2 separate regions of the Homo sapiens genome follow, and region 1 is linked to region 2. Evidence: read pairs that join two places in POLR2A ChIA-PET (ENCODE). Cell type or tissue: A673. All regions are shown on one strand.

Region 1 (8,000 bases), 83 kb after region 2:
CAGAGGGGTGTACAGTGTTTGAAGTCTCCTGTATTGGTATGATTCGAGATTTTCATTCTGCAGGACCAAAATACCCATTCCTACATGTGGGTGGAGAGTTAAATTCTGAAGTATATATTTTTATCTTGTTAAAAAAACACTTTTATGTTTCTTTAAAAAGTAAAAGAACCAGAATGTAGAAGTTTCAGTAAAGGAAAAAGTTACAGTTTGTTTGGGATACAGTTTGACAAATGTGCTCCCAGCTGCCTGAGAGATAGAGAGGCCAGATGTTTGCTTTGGTTACATTGATGACTGAACAATCGGTATCTCATCATTTCCTGCCTTAGAGATGAAAGCACCTGGGCACTGGGGCAGTAAATTGGTTGCAGGATTGGAAGAAGTCCAAGGACAGTGTGGGATGCCACCCTGTAGCTGTCTAGAGACCTAGTGAAGGTCAGAAGGCTGGGTGAGAACAAGCCCTGCACTGATGGAGGACAGGGAAGGGGCTTTTCTGGCTGGGAGTGTGGTGAGGCATTTGAGCTGCAGCCAGAAGGCACCTCTCAGATTGGTGGGGCTTGGGGTGGGGGTGGGAGGAACTGCTTTGCCTGTGCCGTTGGCCTCACTCATCCTGAGGTCCCTTCAAACTCCATCCATACTCTGACTGTGGGGCCACTTGCAGAAGGAATATGTGGCAGGTTTTTTTTGTTTTGTTTTGTTTTTTGTTTTGAGACGGAGTCTAGCTCTGTCACCCAGGCTGGAGTGCAGTGGCACGATCTCGGCTGACTGCAACCTCCGCCTCCCGGGTTCAGGCGATTCTCCTGCCTCAGCTTTTGGAGTCGCTGGGCTTACAGGCGCCTGCCACCATGCCCAGCTAACTTTTGTAATTTTAGTAGAGACGGGATTTAGTAGAGACGGGATTTCGAACTCCTGACCTCGTGATCCGCCTGCCTTGGCCTCCCAAAGTCCTGGGATTATAAGTGTGAGCCACTGTTCCCTGGCCTGTGGCAATTTTTTGAGACGCTCCTGGGGGTCCAAATTGCTAATAGAGGAGAAACTTACTGTCCCTGTGTTGACTGAGACAGGAAGGTTTAGATAGGTGAAAGTGGTCTGGGCGCAGTTGCTCACACCTATAATCCAGCACTTTGGGAGGCCAAGGTGGGAGAATCGCTTGATGCCAGGAGTTCAAGACTAGCTTGGGCAACATAGTGAGATCCTGTCTCTATAAAAAATAATTTTAAAAAATTAGCTAGGCCTGTAGTCCCAGCTACTCGGGAGACTGAGGAGGGAGGATTGCTTGAGCCTAGGAGTCGGAGGCTGCAGTGAGCTGATTGCGCCACCATACTCCACCCTGGGCAACACAGAGAGCCTGTCTCAAAAACAAAAGAAAGGTGAACATGAGTTTTTTTGTTTTTTTTTTGACATAGTTTTGCCCTGTCCCACAGGCGTGGGCCACCACGCCCAGCTAATTTTTGTATTTTTAGTGGAGATGGGGTTTCGCCATGTTGGCCAGGCTGGTCTTGAACTCCTGGCCTCTCAAGTGATCCACCCACCTCGGTCTCCCAAAGTTTTGGGATTACAGACATGAGCCATTGAGCCTGGCCAAACATGACCTTTCTCTTTTTTTTTTTTTTTTTTTTTTTGAGACGGAGTTTCACTCTTGTTGCCCAGGCTGGAGTACAGTGGCACGATCTCAGCTCACTGCAAACTCCACCTCCCGGGTTCAAGTGATTCTCCTGCCTCAGCCTCCTGAGTAGCAGAGATTACAGGCATGCACCACCACGCCTGGCTAATTTTGTATTTTTAGTAGAGACGGGGTTTCTCCATGTTGGTCAGGGTGGTCTCAAACTCCCCACCTCAGGTGATCCACCTATCTCAGCCTCCCGAAGTGTTGGGATTACAGGTGTGAGCCCCTGCACCCGGCCACGTGACCCTTCTTAATAGCTATTGTTCGCTGAGTATTTCTCTACGACACTCTTTATGTGCATTTTGTCATTTAATTTTAATTTTAATTTTCTTTTTTTTTTTGAGACAGGGTCTTACTCTTTCACCCAGGCTGTAGTGTAGTGGCACGATTTTGGCTCGCTGCAGCTTCCGCCTCCTGGGCTCAAGAAATCCTCCCACCTCAGCCCCCGAGTTTCTGGGACTACAGGCATGCACCACTATGACTGGCTAAGTTTTTGTATTTTTTGTAGAGATGGGGTTTCACTATATTGCCCAGGCCAATCTTGAATCTTGAATTCCTGGGCTCAAGCATGAGCCACCACACTCGGCCTCATTTAATTTTTAATTACTTTAAATTTTATCAACATAATATATCACATAAACTGTAAAAAGACAAGAAACTACTGTGGTTCCCATTCTGCCAGTTCTCCCCAGAGGTAGCAACTGCCTTTACATCTGAGCTTTCTTCCGGCATATACCTCTGATTCTAGGTAATAGGCACATGCTGCTTTTGCAACTTGGCGTTTTACAAATTATGTTGGCTTGCTCTGTAGCTCCCTTCCATCGCCATTATCTCTGCTTCTCCTCCCTCATTCTTCCAGTATTCTACTTTCTGCATAAATCGGTAATGAATGTTTACATTTTCTGCCTACACAAATGATATTCACAGCTGAGCATAGTGGTGTACTGCAATTGCTTGTTATTTTTTTCCTAGGAAAGAATTGCCTTTTCAACACTATGCCCAGTTTTCTGTGTATCTATTCTTATTCTTCCTTTATTTTCCGGTTGCCTCTCAGTACAGTTATCTTCAGGCTCAGTGCTAGTGAGCTGTCAGTTTCAGTTCAAACCCCTGGCCTCAAGTGATCCATCCACCTCGGCCTCCCAAAGGAGGTGGGCGGTGACCCTCTTGGACCTCCCTTCTGGAACCCTCTAGGCAGTGGCCGCAGGTGTGGTGTGACAGCCCTCAGCGTGCTTGTCTGCCCAGACTGGGACTGTTGTCTTCCTTTGTTGGGTCCCTTGTTTTCTATATCCTGTGTCTCATCCTTTGTGATTTATTCCCTCATTCTGCCAGCTTCCTGAGAAGGGACTCCTGGGAATTAACTTTCTGGAGACCATGCCAGTTTGAGTGCATCTAGGCCCCCTGGTGGGACATGCTAACTGGGGAATTTAAAATGATGTTACACTGCGCTGCCCTTGTGCTGGCTTGTGCTTCTGTCTCCTGAGGTGCTAGCTCTCAGCCTCATATGACTTGTCTTGATCCCTAAACCCAAGTCCTGCTCTACTTGGGAAGTTCCTTTGAGTCATTTCAGGGGAATCTCACTCCCTACACTTCCTGTGCTGGAGTGTTTAATGTTCACTCTTTGGGCCTCTAGTTTTATCTTTTATCTCCTGTTTTCTATCTCTTTTACTTTTAGCTCTCCTCTCTAAGTGATTTCCTCAATTTTTTCTTTGACCTTTCACTGCTAACATGCTTTTATTTCCAAGAACTCCTTCTTTTTCCTTTTTTGTAATCTGACTTTTCCCTTTTTATAGCACCCATTCCTGTTAAATGGATACAATGTAGTATAATATTTATATATATTATAATAAATTCTACCGTTTTTTTTGATAAATTTTCACTTTATTGCCCAGGCTGGAATGCAGTGATGTGTTCATGGCTCACTATGGCCTCGAACTCCTGGGCTCAAGTGATCCTCCCACCTCAGCCTCCCAAGTAGCTGGGACTGCAGGCATGCACCACCACTCCTGGCAAATATTTTTGTTTTTCGTAGAGATGGGATCTTGTGATGTTGCCCAGGCTGGTCTCAAACTCCTGACTTCAGCTGGACGCAGTGGCTCACACCTGTAATCCTAGCACTTTTGGGAGGCCGAGGGCAGGCGGATCACAAGGTCAGGAGTTCGAGACTAGCCTGGTCAATATGGTGAAACCCCATCTCTACTAAAAATCAAAAATTAGCTGGGCATGGTGGCGCGCGCCTGTAGTCCCAGCTACTCGGGAGGCTGAGGCAGAAGAATCACTTGAACGTGGGAGGCAGAGGTTGCAGTGAGCCGAGATCGTGCCACTGGACTCCAGCCTGGGCGACAGAGCTAGACTCCGTCTCAAAAAAAAAAAAAAAAAAAATCAAACTCCTGACCTCAAGTCATCCTCTCGCCTCAGCCTCTGAAAGTACTGAGATTACAGGTGCGAACCACTGCACCTGGCCTAATAAATTCTACATTTCCTTCTTCTTGCTGAATTTCTGTTACCGCTAAATTACTCTTTTCTTGTGGGGTCTTTATTGGCCATGTTATGGCGTCTGGCTGCCCTTGGCTGGTTGCTCACTCTGAGAGGGACCCTCCAAAGCCTAGGAGTCTCTTCCAGCACGTGGAGCTTGTCGACTGGGAACTTCATTGAAGGCTCATCTGGCTGCAGATTCTGAGTCCTTCCTCCAGAACAATGGTCCCCAACCTTTTTAGCACCAGGGACCGGTTTCACAGAAGACAATTTTTCTACAGACCGGCAGATGAGGATGGTTTCAGGATGAAATTGTTCCACCTCAGATCATCAGGCATTAGATTCTCATAAGGAGCATGCGACCTGGATCCCTCACATGCACAGTTTACAGTGGGGTTCGTGCTCCTATGAGAATCTGATGCCACCACTTATCTGACAGGAGGCAGAGCTCAGGCAGTAATGCTTGCACACCCTCTGCTCACCTACTGCTGTGAGGCCTGGTTCCTAACAGCCCACAGACCTGTACTGGTCTGTGGCCCAGGGCTTGGGGACCCTGCCCTAGAGCATGGTCTTCCAGACACTGGGCTGTGGGTGAAGACCTGGCTGCCAGCATGCTGCTCACTGCGATGGAGGAGGCTGATGGGCCAGTGGGTCTCGGCAGTTAGCGTGCATCGATCTAGTCACTTAGACCAGAGCACAGATGACCACACAACCCACCTCTCTCAGTGTCCTACCTGTGCCTTTTCAACTGGGTGGGTTGGCCCCCTAGTCCAGTGACTATCCGTTTCATGCTTTTCCAGAGAGTAAACCTCCTGTGGTCACCTGGTGCTGGAGTAGCTACCCACAGTGTAAAGTTGGGGAGTGAGGGATGCAGGGATATCTTTCACCCTCTGTCCCAGAGCACTTGGTGCAGCCTGGCCTCAACCTGGCAAAGACCTAGGGCTGTCACTGGGTGGGCGCACCCCCTCCTCACTGTTACTTAGGACTCTGGTTTCTTGGTCCTCTTGCTGTGTACGTTACCACTGGGCCATCAGCTTTCCAGCTTCTAAAAGGCTGTTGAGGCCACCATTTCCATTCTTCCTGGTTTTTTTTTCTGTGGTTTTAGTCAGGTTTTAAGATGGAAGGGAATTAAATGTGCAGGCTTTGTTCCTCATTTCAACTTGGAGGTTCATATCTGTTATTTATTTATTTATTTAGAGACAGAGTCTCACTCTGTTACCCAGGCTGGAGTGCAGTGGTGCTACCTTGGCTCACTGCAACCTCCACCTCCCTGGTTCAAGCGATTCTCTTGCCTCAGCTTCCCAAGTAGCTGGGATTATGGCCGCACACCACCATGCCCAGCTAATTTTTATATTTACGTATATATTTTTTTGAGACAGAGTTTTACTCTTGTCACCCAGGCTGGAGTGCAATGGCTTGATCTTGGCTCACTGCAACCTTCACCTCCCAGGTTCAAGTGATTCTCCTGCCTCGGCCTCCCGAGTAACTGGGATTATAATGCACGCCACCATGCCTGGCTAATTTTTGTATTTTTATTTTTTATTTTTGAGACAGAGTTTCACTCTTGTTGCTCAGGCTGGAGTGCAGTGGTGGGATCTTGGCTCATTGCAACCTTTGCCTCCCGGGTTCAAGCCATCCTCCTACCTCAGCCTCCCGAGTAGCTGGGATTGCAGCGCCCACCACCTTGCCCTTTTGTATTTTTAGTAGGGATGGGGTTTCACCATGTTGGCCAGTCTGGTCTCGAACTCCGGACCTCAGGTGATCCACCTGCCTTGGCCTCCCAAAGTGCTGGGATTACAGGCGTGAGCCACTGTGCTCAGCTAATTTTTGTATTTTTAGTAGAGACGTTTCACCATGTTGGCCAGGCTGGTCTCGAACTCCTGACCTCAAGTGATCCACCTACCTCCGCCTCCCAGAGTGCTGGGATTACAGGCGTGAACCACCACACCTAGTCCAAATCTTTTTTTTAATATGGGAAAATCTTTTTTCCTTTATAGTGTCTGCTTCTGGTGACATGCTTAGGAAACCATCATCCTGATATTGTATAACTCTCCTTCTGTTGTCTTGTGGTCCTCTGTGATTTAGGTTTTTAAACACATAGGGTAAAGGGTCCCACATACAAGCTGTGGGCTCCTGTCCCAGGTGGGCAAGCAGGCTGCACACACAGGCAGCAATTTACTGGGAGGCTTCTTGGGTGGGGTGAAGTGGAGCTGCCAAAAATTTATTCTGCCCTATGAGAGTTCACTTGATTGATAGATGTTGTGTTTCTCAAAATTAGAAAATTAGAAGAAACTCACAGAAGTTTCCTTCGAGCAGAACATAAATCGGCTGAGAGGAATCATCCTGCCCCCCTGAGGTCAGGAGGGTGAATCTGTGCCCCAGGGAGGAACGCACCTTCCTGCTTTAGACACCAGCAGAGGACAGAGAAGCTGGCTGTCCTGGGAATTCATGCCCTCATTCAGCAATGGGAAAGCAGTTGGACCAGGGAAGGGGGCCTGGCAGTGTGGCAGGGGGAGCAGTGGTAAAGAGGGTGGGGTCAGGGGAGAGGCCTCACTGAGAGGGGAGAGGGTCCTTGGTGGGAACCAGGGCGGTTGTGGAAGGAAGAGTCAGGGCGTGGAGCAGAGCAGAGCGGGAGTTGGGGTGGGGAGGCCAGTTCATGCCTCATCAACATGCCTGTGTGAGTGTCCTTCTTGCGGGCGGTGGAGCTGGCCTCAGGGTACACTGCAGGTGACTCAGAGCTCCAATGGGAGGGTGGCTCTGCCTGAGGGAGCTGCACATGCTCATTGGGCCATCGTCTGCTGAGGAGGGGGCAACAATAACCTCAACACATGGCGGAGGTGTTTTGGGATGCATCCTATTGCACATTTGGGCAGGTTGTTGCCTGACTTATTTCTTTAACGCATACCTAGCACTTCCTGTATGTCCAGTGCCTTATAATATTAACTACTATCATCCTCAGGGCTACCCGTGAGGTCGGCACTGTCCCCACCCTTTGTGCAAAGGAAGGATAGGGAGGCGCTGCCAGATGGGTTGAGGGCAGACCGGGGCAGCTTGCCTCAGGCCTCCCTGGCCTTAGCAGGCTTTAAGTTTGATGCCCTGTGCTCCTTCCCTAGGAAGCTCAGTTTGCCAGTTTTTTGCTTTATCTTAGTCTCATTCAGATTACAAGGACTGGGACTGGACTCCTGTTGCCAGTTTCTCAATTTGGAATAGGAAGGAGGTGAGGAACAACAGGCCCATGCTGGGCAGAAGCCCTGCAGACCAGGCCAACAGTGGGCCTCTCCTCACTGCCTGGCCCTGTCTGTGCACCTTCGTCCTGGCCACAGCCTCTCAGAGCCCCTCCTTTATGAAGAGGTTACGCTTTAGGGGAGGGAGTGCCTCTCCCAAGACCCAGAGCTGGTGAGTGGCTAGGTTGGAATTTGAGCCCAGGTCCCTCCTCCCCTGTCTGCTTCCTGCCAGGCCCAGCTGCCTGCCCCAGCACACGCCTTCTCCCAGGCACCCTGGCCTCCACTGCCAGGACGTGCCTGTTTGAGGCCTGGATTCCCCCATGGCTGCCACGCTGATTCTCCGTTCTGCACGTCGTGTCCCATCAAAATGCATGACAGTACCACTCCTTGTGTTAAAAAGAGCCAGTTATTGTGCCTGGCAGTGATGACTGCCCACTGCACACAAAAGTGGACGCCGTTGTCTCTGCTCTCAGGGTGTTCTTAGTATAGTGGGGCTGGCACACAGAAACCAGAGATTCCTCCAGGAAGTGCCACAGACATGGGTGAGGTGGCTACAGGGTTTCTGTGCAGCCGACAGCAGGGGTGCCTGGGTGGAAGCAGGGTGGGAGGCCCTAACAGGCCTGATGGGATAGTCAGGCAAT
Region 2 (8,000 bases):
CAAGGCAATGTCATGTTTCCTCAGGGGTACTCAGGGCCCAGGACAGTGAGGAAGGTCTTCAGGTTACACACACACCCACATACCACAGCCCTGGGGGCACAGGCCAACTCTGAGGGCTTTGTCTCTACCCTCAAGAATCCTTGGGGTATCCATTTAGGAGAGCCCAGAGTGACTGATAGTCCCCCGTCCCCATCCCCTCTCCTCCCATCAAGGAGCACACACTGCCCCCTTCTCTTCCGGGACAGGATGCCAGCAGGAACACATGGCTGTCCCCATGCTCTGCCCAGTCAACTGGGAAAGGATGGGGCCTTGGCAAGTTACAGCCCTGTCTGCGGGATGGCTCTGGGCACAAGGCTCATAGTAGGAGTCTGCAGGTGCAGACCCTATGAGGGCATCAGGATGGAAGAAAGCTTCGTGTGGTGCAGCCCTGCAGTGAGGCTGGTGTGGGCTCACAGCCCATCCATGCAGGGTGCAGGCTAAGCCTGGCAGTCTCAAGAGGGCAAGAAAAGCATGGGGACAGGTGAACAGGGGAGGGTCCCAGCTGCTGTGCCAGTGTGGTCCTTGAGACTGGGTGCCTAAGGGTTACCTGGCAAACCTGTAGCACATGCAGCTCCCCTCCCCAGCACACTCAGCTTCAGGAGGTTGGGAGGAGCCGGGCACAGGCCAGAGGGGCCCCCCCCACCGACCCCCTGATGCTGCCCCGCTCCCAGGTGCTGAAGCTCTGGTTCCCTGACCCTCAGGCTGAGAGACTCCTAACGAGCTGGGCTGAAACTCTGCGTGCTGCCCTGGTTGGGAGACAAGTTCCACACCAGAGAAGACACTCAAGTGGCTGCACAACCACCTGTCACCAGACCAGGGCGAGTTCCAGCTTTCCCACTGAGTGCCCTGTTAGCTTGTGGAGTTTACTGTGCTTCCCTCTCAGGCAGGGTCTTCCCAGTGCCACTTGGCTTCTGGCCTGGGCTTCCACAGCCTCTCCCAGATGGCAGCTCTGACCCCAGAAGCCACGCTTCCTGGGGACGCAGCTTGGGTGCACTGTGGAAAGGAACTGAGGCTGTGGCTACAGAAAAACAGTTAACACCTTCTGTAAGATGCTTTATTTCATTGACCAACAACATGGGGTCTGAAAACCCAGCGGGAGGGGTCTTTTTATCACAGAGCCAGTCCCAGGCGAGCTGATGCATCTCTGCTCCTCTGCCCCTCAGGAGCTCTCATCCTCCAACCCCAGCTGCCCCCACAGCCCCACCCCATTCACAGAAAGAGGGCTACCACGTGCCTCAGCCCCCCTGCCCAGGCTGCCAGCTCCCAGGTCCTTTTGGAGAAGGACTGATCTAGGCAGGGAGGAGAGAAGGCCAACCCCTCCAGGGCTCACTGAGGAAGGCCAAAGCCTTTCAGAAGCAGTTCCTGCAGTGACGTAATCCACAGCCTGGGATCTGCATGGCCCTGAGATGCCTGCGGCAGGCTGGCCAAGGGGCTGGTGTGAAGAAAGAGGGCAGGGCCCATAAGCTGTGGCCAACAGGGGCAGGGGCCCTGCCTGGAGTAAAGTGCTCTGGCCTAGGCTGCGTGGGTTTCACTGCCCTGCAGCCCCAGCCTCCCTTCCCTCTGATGCCAGGCACAGGGAGCCTAGTCCTCACTGGAGTTGTCAAACTCCTCCCAGTCAGACACACTCATCACCTCAGAGGCAAAGTCCGGGTCGGCCTGGCTGCGGTCAGGGGTCCCGCGGGGCGGCTCAAGGAGCAGGGAGCGGGGCAGGGTGAGCACACAGGCCGCCAGGCCTGAGATGGAGTTGTCCAGCTGGGGCCCTTCCTCCCAGCAGTCCTTCTCCACATCGTAAATGTGCACGTAGCCTGTGCGGCTGCCGCGGTTGTGTGAGCGGCCACCTAACACATAGATCCTGTTGTCCAGCACAGCAATGCCAGGCTCACCGTGCCCAGCAGGGAGTGGGCAGACAGATGACCACTGTCCAGACGTGCAGCTGTAGCAGGCCACCTGCAAAGCCAAGGCTAGAATAAAGCCCAGCACCCACTGGGACGAGGCTGCCAGCTCCCCCACAAGCCCACTGACCAAGGTGGCAACAGTTACCCACCATTCTGACAGGTCAGGCCCCCTGGAAGGATGGCACAGGGCCAGTGTTGAAACATCCTGTCCATGGGCCAGGCTGCTGCTTTCTCACCCAGGGATGGCCGAGTCTGCAGGAGGCTGTCTTTTGGGCCCTCCCCTAGAATGATCCTATTCTCTCTGGCTTTGCTCCAGCCCAGCCCTTCCTCTAGGCCACCCGGCCCTAAGCCAGTCTCTGCCCCCGAGTGTGTGGCTGTGCCCCCATCAGCATGTGGTCATTCCCCATGTCTGAGGGCACTGCTTCTCTCCCCTCCAGGAAACGAAGCTGCCTGAGAGACATGGACTCCACTGAAATGTCTTCAACCTCCTTCTGCAGCACTCAACACAGGCAGTAGGACAGGGGGAGGAGACAGAAAGTGGAAGTAATTCCTTGCGGAGTAGTCAACATCAATATTCTCTTGTCTTCAAAATTGTCCAAACAGTAAACAAAGACATGGAAAAATGTTCAACCTACTAGTAATTCAAGAAACGCAAAATCAAAACATCAGAGACAAATTTTTCAACTAGCAACCACTGCAGAGAAGGAAAATCACAAAACCCAATGCTGTTGAGGGTGTGGTAAAGCCATACTACTATGTATCTGTCTGACATGCCAGAAAAGGAATTTGGCAATAAGTATTAAGAGCCATAAAAATCTTACCTTCTTGACTGATTAGCCGTTTTTGGTTCTCTAGCTATGGTGGGCAGAATAGTGGCCCCCAAAGATGTCTAGTTCCTAATCTCCAGAATATGCTACCTTAAGCAGCCAAAGGGGCTTTGCAGATAGGATCAAGGGTACAAGAATACAAAAAAAAAAAGGATTAAGGGTGCAGACCCTGAGATGGGGCAGTTTTCCTGGATTTTCCAGGTGATCCATCCAATTGCATGAGCCCTTAAAAGTGGAAGGGGAGAGGCCGGGCGTGGTGGCTCACGCCTGTAATCCCAGCACTTTGGGAGGCCAAGGCGGGCTGATCACAAGGTCAAGAGATCAAGACCATCCTGGCCAACATGGTGAAACCTCGTCTCTACTAAAAATACAAAAATCAGCTGGGCATGGTGGCACATGCCTGTAACCCCAGCTACTCGGGAGGCTGAGGCAGGAGAATCACTTGAACCCAGGAGGCAAAGGGTGCAGTGAGCCAAGAGCACCACTGCACTCCAGCCTGGCGACAGAGCGAGACTCTGTCTCAAACAAACAAACAAAAAAAGTGGAAGGGGAGGCCGGGGGTGGTGGCTCACGCCTGTAATCCTAGCACTTTGGGAGGCTGAGGTGCGTGGATCACCTGAGGTCAGGAGTTTGAGACCAGCCTGGCCGACATGGCAAAACCCCGTCTCTACTAAAAATAGAAAAATTAGCTAGGTGTGGTGGCGAACACCTGTAGTCCTCCTAGCTACTCCGGAGGCTGAAGCAGGAGAATCGCTTAAACCCAGGAGGCAGAGGTTGCAGTGAGCTGAGACTGCACCAGTGCCCCCCAGCCTGGGTGACAAAGCAAGACTCCATCTCATAAAAAAAAAAAAAAGAAAAAAAGGAAGGGTAAAGCCAGACAAGAGAGCTGAGAAGTGAGGAGGACTCAACCTGCCATTGCTGGCTTTGAAGACGAAGTGTCCCCAAGCCAGGAAAAGTGGGGACCTCTAGAAGCCAAGAAGGCCCTCAACTGACAGCTAGCAAGGAAATGGGACTGCAACTGCCAGGGACTGAATTCTTCTAACCAGAGTGAGCAGGGAGGCAGATCCCCACTAGGGTCTCCACAAAGGAAAGATGCCCTGACCGCACCCTGGTTTTAGCCTGGCAAGGCCCATGTCAGAGGACTTATGAATGCAGAATAAATTTATCTTAAGTTGCTATGTTTGTGGTGATAGGTTACTGAAGCAATAGAAAACTAATGTGCTGGCCCAGAGGATCTCACAAGCAGAGGACCTGTTAAAAGCCAGATCGCCAAGACCCACCCTCAGGGCTTCCGAATCAGTGGGTCTGAGGTGCCTCGTAACACAGCGTTCCCAGGTGATGCAGACTCTGTTAGTCTGAGAATCACACTTTGAGAACTGTTGCATGAACCTAAGGAAATAATCCAAAATACCTGAAAAGCTCAACAAAGCAACTATTACTTGTCATGTTATTTGGAATAGTTAAAACTTAGACACAAGAGGGGATGATGAAGATTGAGTGTTAATCTGGAAAATGCCCAGGACAAAAGTCACTGAGAGAAGCAGAATGGGATATGGGATGCTCTTTTTTGTTTGTTTGTTTGTTTGTTTGAGACAAGGTCTCGCTCTGTTGCCCAGGCTGGAGTGCAGTGGCACCATCACGGTTCACTGCAGCCTCAACCTCCTGGGCTCAGTTGATTCTCCCTCAGCCTCCCAAGTAGCTGGGACCACAGGTGCAAGCCACCATGCCTGGCTAATTTTTTTTTGTATTTTTAGTAGAGATGGAGTTTCACCATGTTGCCCAGGCTGGTATCAGTTCCTGGACTCAAGCCATCCACCTGCCTTGGCTTCCCAAAATGCAGGGATTACGGGTGTGAGCCACTGTGCCCAGCTCAGAATGGGATGCTCTTTGACTACAATCAGGCAGAAAACATACACGGTCAATGCTGAAAATGGTCATACTGAAAAACAGTACTGCAGGGGCCTGATTATGAATGCTTTTCCTCACCCTTCTCTATTTTTTTTTTTTTTTTGAGATGGAGTCTTGCTCTGTTGCCCAGGCTGGAGTGCAGTCGTGTGATCTCAGCTCACTGCAACCTCTGCCTCCCGGGTTCCAGCGATTCTCCTGCCTCAGTCTTCCCAAGTAACTGGGATTACAGGCGCCCATCACCGCACCTGGCTAATTTTTGTATTTTTAGTAGAGATGGAGTTTCACCATCTTGGCCAAGCTGGTCTTGAACTCCTGACCTCGTGATCCACCTGCCTCAACCTCCCAAAGTGCTGGGATTACAGGCGTGAGCCACCGCGCCCGGCCACCCATCTCTATTTTTTAAAGTTCCGGCAATGTGGTTATATTAACTTTATAATAAAAGTTTTGTTCTGTTGTTTTGTTTTATTTTGTTTTGAATAGAGACAGGGTCTCATTCTGTCACCTAGGCTGGGGAACAGCGGTGTGATCATAGCTCAGTGAAGCCTCCAACTCTGGGCTGAAACAATCCTCCCACTTCAGCCTCCTGAGTAGCTGGGACTACAGGTATGTGCTGCCAGCCTGGATCTAAAAGTTTTGTTGTTGTTTTTTTTTGTTTTTTTTGAGACAAGGCCTGGCTCTGTCGCCCAGGCTGGAGTGCAGTGGCGTGATCTCAGCTTACTGAAACCTCTGCCTCCTGGGCTCAAGCCATCCCCCAACCTCAGCCTCCCAAGTAGCTGAGAGTACAGGCATGCAACCACACCTGGCTAATTTTTGTATTTTTGTAGAGATGGGGTTTTGCCATGATGCCCAGGCTGGTCTCAAGCTCCTGAGCTCAAGTGATCCTCTCGCCTTGGCTTCCCAAACTGCTTGGATTACAGGCATGTGCCACCACATCCGGCCTAAAAGTTTTTAAGAGTAATAAGCAAAGGTAGATGTGTATGTGTGTGATACTGTCATGGTGACATTTGTCCAAACCTATAGAATGTGCCAAGAGTGAACACTGTGGACTCTGGTTGATGGTGATGCATCAATGCAGTTTCAACAACTGTGACACATCCACCCCTCTGGAGCGAGAGGTCTGCAGTGGGGAGGCTATATGTGTATGGGGGGAAAAGGGGGTGTATGGAAACTGTACCTTCCACTTAATTTTGCTGTGAACCTAAAACTGCTCTAAAAAATAGTCTATTTTTAAAAGGCACATGATTCAATTACATTTTCCATCAATAACAACTGAGAGGCTTGGGAATGATGACGGGTGTGGACTGCCCCGGGCCCCACTCACCTGGTGCACGTCCCTCCTGTATCCGGCATCGTTGTTGCTGCCCCCGATCACATACAGCTTGTTGAGGAGGGTTGCCATGCCGTGCCAGGCGCGCCGCACAGGCCCATCAGCCAGTGTGTGCCAAGTGTTGCTGCCTGGATCGTAGCAGTGTGTCTCTTTCAGGTAATCCTCCCCTCTGCGGCCGCAGGTGATATACATCTTCCCCTCCAGCGTCGCGCCTGCGTGGGCATACACCTGTGTGGAGCCACCAGGAGAAATGGCGTGAGAGGGCAGTGAGGAAGGGTGGCTGGGTACTCTGTCAAGGCCAATCACCACCCCACACCTGCCTGACAACGCTGTGAGGCTTCACCACTTCCCACTCACATACAGACAAGAATCCTCCCTCGATTCTCATGGGACATACTGTCCTAGTCATTGACCTCTAACCTCTTCCCAATAGCGGATACATCTATAGACTCAGAAATGAAATGTAGCCTTTGTCTTTCCTTTGCTCCTAAAGTTAACATCTGCATGGGGGAACTCCAAGAAAATAAAAGCATTTTTTCCAAGCCAGTCTGGAAGAAGCCACAGAACCCTGGGGACCGCTGACCCACCCTCAGTGGCCTCCACCCCTCCCCCACTCCCACTGGACATGCAATCCTCCGGGCCTGCTGACCCTGCTTTTAAAATGTTTGTAAATAATATCTGACACTAAACTCATGATGTGGGGAGAAAAATACACATGGTTCTTGATTCTGGTCCTGAACCTTCTGTGGGCTTTTTACCCTCCCTCTGTTGGGCTATCTCCATAGGGCCCAGCCTGCCCCCATCATGGGCACCTCTTACCCTGGCCCTACCACTTCCGGAACCCACCCACTCACACCCAGCAGGCCAACAGAAGGCCCCAAGGCAAGGCCCTGGGTGTTTTGAGGGTAGAGGAGCCCCTCAGGGTGTGGAGGCTCCAGAGCTATGTTACTGGGCAAGTCACTAACACTGAGGCCATGCGGGTGGCAAAAACACAAGAGTCTAGAGAGGTGGACGGAGCAGTGGGGAGGAAGAACACACACCAAGGGTTTGGTTTGGGTCTTCTCCTATCACCAGTAGGGGTCTGGGGAGGTTTTTCTTTTTTTTTTTTTTTTTGAGACGGAGTCTCGCTCTGTCACCAGGCCGGAGTGCAGTGGCACGATCTCGGCTCACTGCAATCTCCGCCTCCCGGGTTCGAATGATTCTCCTGCCTCAGCTTCCCGAGTAGCTGGGATTATAGGCGCCCGCCACCATACCCAGCTAACTTTTGTATTTTTAATAGAGACAGGGTTTCACCATGTTGGCCAGGATGGTCTCGATCTCCTGACCTCGTGACCCACCTGCCTCGGCCTTCCAAAGTGCTAGGATTATAGGCATGAGCCACCACGCCCAGCCGAGGTTTTTCTTTTTAATTAAACTTTTCATTTTGAGATAAGTGTAGTCACGTGTAGTTGGAAGTAAAAATACAGAGGTCTCACGTGCCTTCTTTCCCCCATGGTAGGAGCCTGTGTCACTATATCACAGGGTCACCAGGATGCTGACGTGGACACAGCCACAGAACTGTCCTATCACCACCAGGATCCCGAGGGGCTGCCCTTTAGGGTGACATCCACTCACCTCCCTTACCCTAATCCCTTCCTTAAGCCCTGGAAACCACCAATCTCTTCTCTATTTCTACAGTTTTGTAACTTCAAGAGTGTTGTCTGAATTAAATCAGTATACAACCTTTTGACATTGGCTTTCTACCCCAACCCAGGTTCTACCAGGTTGTTGCATGTACAGGTTGAGTACCTCCAAAATCTGAGACTTTTTGAGCACAAACACGGCACTCAAAGGAAATGCATTTCAGACTTTTGGATAAGAAATGCTGAACCAGTAACTATAATGCAAAGATTCCAAAATCTGAAAAAATCTGAAATCCAAAACACTTCTGGTCCCCAGCATTTCAGATAAAGGGTACTCAACATGTACCAATAGTTGGTTCCTTTTCTATTGCTCAGTAGTATT

The links. ChIA-PET counts read pairs that join two places held together with the same protein. Peaks named below come from ENCODE experiments on the same cell type or tissue, not always from the same donor. Only the 100,000 strongest peaks of a DNase experiment are listed, where the experiment ranks them.
Region 1: POLR2A ChIA-PET joins it to region 2 with 15 read pairs; 2 of 35 experiments call an interaction of 5 or more read pairs at or near these places.

The regions. Positions count from the first base shown.
Region 1 is chr22:20,523,935-20,531,934 of GRCh38, forward strand. All of the region lies in intron 1 of MED15 (mediator complex subunit 15), which reads left to right. Among named protein-coding and RNA genes, the nearest start is that of MED15, 20 kb to the left of the region's middle. RefSeq lists enhancers at 2,805-2,974, 6,226-7,213. In A673, no CTCF peak of the experiment used is centred here; DNase peaks (open chromatin) are centred at 3,037, 7,569 and 7,997; H3K4me3 peaks cover 550 bases; H3K27ac peaks cover 4,135 bases.
Region 2 is chr22:20,440,453-20,448,452 of GRCh38, forward strand. KLHL22 (kelch like family member 22) reads right to left here. Exons shown (of 7, transcript NM_032775.4): 6 at 5,991-6,224; 7 at 1,067-1,986. The coding sequence ends at 1,621. LOC107985588 (a long non-coding RNA gene) reads left to right here. Exons shown (of 2, transcript XR_001755623.2): 2 at 2,372-2,751. Among named protein-coding and RNA genes, the nearest start is that of SCARF2, 6.6 kb to the left of the region's middle. RefSeq lists enhancers at 1,244-1,745, 1,746-2,245. In A673, no CTCF peak of the experiment used is centred here; no DNase peak of the experiment used is centred here.